Regions from separate parts of the Mus musculus genome. Here region 1 is linked to region 2. The links are chromatin loops, found by intact Hi-C in ENCODE. Cell type or tissue: left cerebral cortex. All regions are shown on one strand. Each heading gives the region's core, and the rest is flanking DNA. Links, peaks and the distances in the headings are about the cores only.

Evidence for each region. Peaks named below come from ENCODE experiments on the same cell type or tissue, not always from the same donor. Only the 100,000 strongest peaks of a DNase experiment are listed, where the experiment ranks them.
Region 1: it touches region 2 in a loop (3.0-fold over the local background); 3 of 42 quality-filtered maps call a loop at or near these places.

What each region holds. Positions count from the first base shown.
Region 1 is chr3:115,027,061-115,029,982 of GRCm38, reverse strand. It overlaps a transcript of Olfm3 not described here. Among named protein-coding and RNA genes, the nearest start is that of Olfm3, 52 kb to the left of the region's middle. In left cerebral cortex, for the core only: no CTCF peak of the experiment used is centred there; DNase peaks (open chromatin) are centred at 1,159 and 1,703; H3K27ac peaks cover 1,140 bases.
Region 2 is chr3:114,961,581-114,964,502 of GRCm38, reverse strand. It overlaps a transcript of Olfm3 not described here. Among named protein-coding and RNA genes, the nearest start is that of Olfm3, 120 kb to the left of the region's middle. In left cerebral cortex, for the core only: a CTCF peak has its summit at 1,629 (motif pointing right); a DNase peak (open chromatin) is centred at 1,998.

The sequences.
Region 1 (2,922 bases), core at 225-2,724, 66 kb before region 2:
CATTAGATCTCATTACGGGTGGTTGTGAGCCAACATGTGGTTGCTGGGATTTGAACTCCGGACCTCCGGAAGAGCAGTCGGCGCTCTTAACTGCTGAGCCATCTCTCTAGCTCCTACAGACATCTTTAAGATGACTAACAATGTGATCAATAACATCTAAGGCCAACAGCTGAGAAGTTTTTGAAGGAAGAACATCAAACTAATAGGCTATTGCAACATTTCCAGCTTGAACTAGAATAATATAAGAGTAAGTGACAAATGGTTTGTATGTTAGAAGAGCATAATGATTTGAAGACATGAGAAACAGGCTATTGTGGGAGCAGGTGGAAGGAAAGATGTTAAAGATAAGTTGTACATCTCAACTGAGAGGATAGTGATAGCTATCAAAAATGGAATGTACTATGCAGGATGACTTGTGTTTTTTGATTTATTTGGAAGTGTTAATGATAAAGTAGGAAGGTACAATATCCTTTATTTTAAGCTTAGAAATTCTGGAGTTAGAAATTCTGGAGTGATATAGTAATTAGTGCATGATTTTAATGAAAGAAGAATCAAAGTGTTCAATATGAATAAAATTATCAGTTACTAGAGGGAAGATAGAACTAAATTAAAGCCATCTTTGACCAGAAATGAACTACCCAGTACCCCAGAGCTCACATCTCTAGCTGCATATGTAGCAGAAGAGGAGAGGCCCTTGGTCTTATTAAGATTATATACCCCAGTACACGAGAATGCCTGGGCCAGGAATTGGGAGTGGGTGGGTTGGGGAGCAGGGCAGGGGGAGGGTTTAGGGGACTTTCGGGATAGCATTTGAAATGTAAATGAAGAAAATATCTAATTTAAAAAAAAAAAGAAAGAAAGATTCAAAGAGGAAGAGAAGCCAGTGCTGTCAGTGGTCAGAAGTGTTTATATAGAAGAGAGGTAAATGAGGTGGGTTCTATGACAATAAGTGTGTAGTTGGTAAGTGGGATGGCATTGGCAGATTGAGACAAAAACTTCTGGATAATATAGGAGACTGTTTTCAATACAACCACCACCAATTCTATTTTATATAATAAGCCCCGACTGAGCTTTGACTATATGGCTTAAATTTGAGAAGCAGGAAATTCTGAGAAACTGGAGGCATCATGAGATGATCTGTTTCTACAAGTTTGGCAGCAACACAGATAGGACAGATGGTGTGGAAGCTTGAAATAAGTAGACTCAAAGAGAGGAAATGAATAAATTGAGAATTTGTCACCCAAAAGTAAAGGGACTATGAAAGGGAGGGTGTTGTTGTTGAAAATATAAATGAAACTAAAAAGAATATGGAAATAATTTAGATTAGGCAGGGCCAAAACCACTATTAAAAGAGAAATGTTTCCAAGAAATCATCAGCTATCCTACACACAAGAGAAAGGGAAGCTCCAGGAAAAATCAGCCTGTTAAGGAAACACCAGTTGGTTGATTCTAATTGTAGTAATCAATGAAAAAAATACTGTTTGTTTAAGCTCTATTACTTGCCAGGACCAAGCTTAGTGATTTACGTGTACTAAGTCATTTAAAGTTTTGAATGGATTTGTGGAGTGAGCATAGTAAGTGATCCTACTCTAAATGAAGAAAATTGAATCTTTGGGGAATGGAACTTGTTCAAGTTTCCAGTCAGAGTCAATTCTCAGAAACCAGCCTATTTTGGGTTTCATGATTCATGCTGTAGGATCCCATGCGAGGTGTATATTATGGAGATTTAACCACAATTGGTCTATGGACTTAGCACAGTCTGGGGAGAGAGAGAGTCTCTTAGCCACAGTGGTGATTCACTTGAAATTTGACTTCTGAAGGCATGTGTCTACTGCATTCCTGTAACTTCCAACAGAAGCCAGTTAAGAAGATGCTGGGGAATGCTAAGGGGTATAAGACTAATATTTTAGGAGAACATAGTAGAGGAAAAGTCTAATGTGAAAGTAGGGATTCATTTGAAATGGCTGACAGCAGAGTTCAATCTGGAAAGGAAAAGAAAGGATGCTTATAAAGAACGACGAAATGAAGGCACAGAGAACAAACACAGCCAGAGCTTCATAAGAATAACTCAGAGTTCTTAGGCACAAGAATATAAGGAAATATACTATAAGGGGAGTCATGGCTTCCAAAATAGGTGTCCTTGTGATAAGTAGGTCATATACCAAGGTTAATTAATCCTAGCTCAGCCTGGCAGAAAGGGTTGAATGTGACTGAAATAGACTGAAGGTGGGGTCACTTCCCTGACGGAGTGGAGGAGAAGGAGCATGAAGCCAAAGTGACCAGAGTTCCAGCCAGGGTGCCAGGTTAGTGATGAGCAGATGATGTTGGATTTCGATTTTATGTAATGTAGTTTTCTGTTGTGACTTCAGATGTTGTTTGTGATTTGTGATACCGAAGGACTGCTTGGTTTTGACACTTACTCTTTACTTTTTGCATATTTAAGGAAGAAGTTTAGAATAAAAAATACAATGAGCTTTCACAATTACACTAAGAAGAGAACTAGACATGCGGAAATTATATGTTCAAGAAAAAAATATTTGGGTCCAAGTATAAAGTCACAGGTGTGCACTATGATAAAGCCGGGCCGTGAAAAAAAACTGTTGCTTTTAACTTTTAATGAGTATATTTATTATAATGAACTACTACTTTGAACTTAATATTAACATCCTCTGTAGCTCCGATTTTAGGTAATTTTCTAAAGAAATTTTGTCTCAGAAAGTATAAAAAGACCACAGGGAAAAAAAAAACAAAGTTGATGGTTGAATAGTTCGGCTTGGGGAGCTTTCCCCAATTCTCCCATCACTCCATCCAAATGCATCTACTTGCTTGTCTATATGTTTGTGTGTAGGTATATGTGTATGTATATAAGCATGCATGAATACTTGTGGAGTTGATTGTGACAGACAGTAAAGTTCAGTCAGA
Region 2 (2,922 bases), core at 267-2,766:
CTTGAAGAGGACAGGGTTCAGCTCTCAGCACCCACATGCGATCTCACAACTGTCTCTAACTCCATTTCCGGGCAATCTGACATATTTTGGCCTCTGCAAGCACTACATATTGTACATTCACACATGCAGACAGACACTCATACATATAAACAATTTCTAAATCGTAGGTAAATGGCTTTTGTATAATTTCAAAGTTAACGTTATCATTCTTTTGGAATTTATAAACATTTCATACCACTCTTCACCTAACCATTTTTTTTAAACTTCAAGACTTCTTTTAAACATCTCCTCTATTTTCATAGAAAGACACTTGTCTCTGCTCTTTCTTCCTAGCCACACCTCTATAGAGAAACTTCAGTATATAATCACTACCAATTGGAATTGTCCCACCCAGATCAGCTTCCAATCATTATTCAGGGCCTACTGCCCCTGCTTCTCCCAACTGATATCACAGGCTGCCTCACTTGCTACCCTTCATCGGGTCTAGCAAATGTGGGCAAGCTGATTTGCTTTTCCAAAATAGACATTCTTATCTTTTGTTTCCTGTCCTTTGTTCTTCTCTAGTCTCTTCTGGGAAGGCTGTATCTCAGATAAATGAAGACTCACTTTTCCCTCTTTACATCTCAAATCTCTAATTTCTTACCATGGGTATCTCGTGACATCCCAACAGATAAACAATATCTGGCCTTTCTTGGTTGTATTATCTTTTGACAAGTAGGGCGTATAGCACAGGTAGTACACATCATATACTTTGTTCCCTTCCTTGTTTGTTTCTCTCAACTATTATGTAAACTCTTGATGGAGACATGATTTTATAAGCTTCCTTTCCTGCTAGCCTCTGATCCTTTTAACTTCTGTTTGTCACTTGGTAATTACTAATTAAAATTGCACAAATAAACACATATATTTTCCTCCTCTCCAAAACTCTTCAATGAATTGTGTTTCCCTAGTATGTGCATGTCTTTATCATAGCTCGAATTCCCAAGTAAGGTATAACATTAGGTTTCTAATTTCACTGAATCCGTTTTACATTTATTGCCTTGTTAACTAAAATAATTTTTGGCACACTGTATATTTTTAAAAAGCCAATAGACATCAAAAGAGATCTTTAATTTTCTTTACATTTGTATGTACATGTTGTATGTATTTGTATACGTGTGAATGCACAGTATATGCATTGGGTTCCTAGGACAATTTACAGATGCTACATGTAGGTTCTCCAGTTGAATGTTGATCATCAGGCTTGGCAGCAAGTGCCTTTACCTACTGAATCACCTTAGAGTCTCTTAAGACCTTTTTTTGTTTGGGGGATTTTGTTGTTTCATTTTTTCAGGACTGATTTTCTCTGTATAGCTCTTGGCTGTCCTGTAACTTATTCTTTAAACCATGCTGGCCATGACCTTAGCGATTTGCCTGCCTCTTCCTCCTGATTGCTGAGAAGAAAGGTTACATCACCATGTTTCTTTTAAGAGTGTGTTTCTAAGTAAGTTATCACTGGGAATCCATTAGCCTTATTTCCCTGAAGCAAATGTGTCCTTAGATAACCATTAACATTCCTCCTGACCTACTTTTGTTTGCCTTCATTCTGGCTTCTAATGGCCTACTATGTTACTCTGACTTCCCTGACCACTAGGTGGTGACTTTCTGTTATCTATTCCCATAATTTTCCTGAGTATAAGTGTTTCTTTATGATGTGCACCCAGAACATGTTATCTATATTAAAGAAAGGAGATTTGGCCGTCTAGGGCTAAAGATTCCTGGGGTCTTTGCTGCTTTCCTCATTCATTGTCTCGGCTTGGAAGTTGCTCCCCAGTACAGAATTAGAAGGTTGTTTTAGTAGTCCCATTCTCTCAGATTTTCTGTTGCCTTTTGTCAAAGCTCTGGTAACAGGTTCCCCTGAGGCTCAAAGGAATTGGAGTGTCTCTAGCAAGTATTCACCTAAAGCATGCTCCCACACTGAGAATCCACACGTGGGCCAGGAACCATCCCAGATGGCTCATCTCTCTATCTAGGATGAATTTCCTGCCCACCTGGAGGTTTTGTGGAGAGACTGGTACTGGAAAGAGGGGGTGGTTCTGTTTTGTTCCACACTCCTAATTTCACTGCCTCATTCTGGAAAATTTCAGAAATGCTTAACCGATTCTTTAGAAATCAAAATATTTCAAATAGCATTTAGAACTACATTCCAAAGAGAAAGCCTTCAGTTTACATATCAAACCTTTGGTACCTTTTGTGACAACCAAGTTAATGATATGTTGCTTATTTGTGTGTGTGCCTGTTTGTGTGTGTGTGTGTGTGTGTGTGTGTGCATTCAGTGTGTGTGTGCATGTCTGTTTACATTCCTTACAAACTAAAATTGTGTGAAGGAATGATTTCATATGGGGAAGTGAATGGCTACATGAAAAATTTAGGAGGTTGGATGTTGTTCTTCATTCAAGTGTTCACTCAAACATATGTGTGCATTGCTTATTAGTGATAAGGTATGTTGCATGTGAGAGCTGAAAATTTACAATCTGTGTAGTGCCTAAATCCAAAACATACATTTTGGAAGATTTCTTGTTATTCTTGAATGTCCTTAATGAATAGGATGACACTAGTCATATTATCTGGGACAGTCGATAGGGATGGAAAAACTCACAGGATATTAGCGATTATATTGTGGAAAGGTTTGTGTGTGGTGCAGTACATGTTGTTTCAGGAGAAAAAACATCAGAGGAAAGCAAGACTGCGATCTGTGAATAGAAGGTTTATAAAGTAGACTGAGGAAAATGGCTTTCCTTAAGACATAGAGAGCTTCTGAAGGGAGGTCTTCAGGTGAAACTAAAACAGAGATCTTAGAGTTGCTGTTTGCTTCATATTGGTGCTTAACTTGTTTCATATATTTGGATGATCAAATTTCATGGTGACATATTATCATGTTCC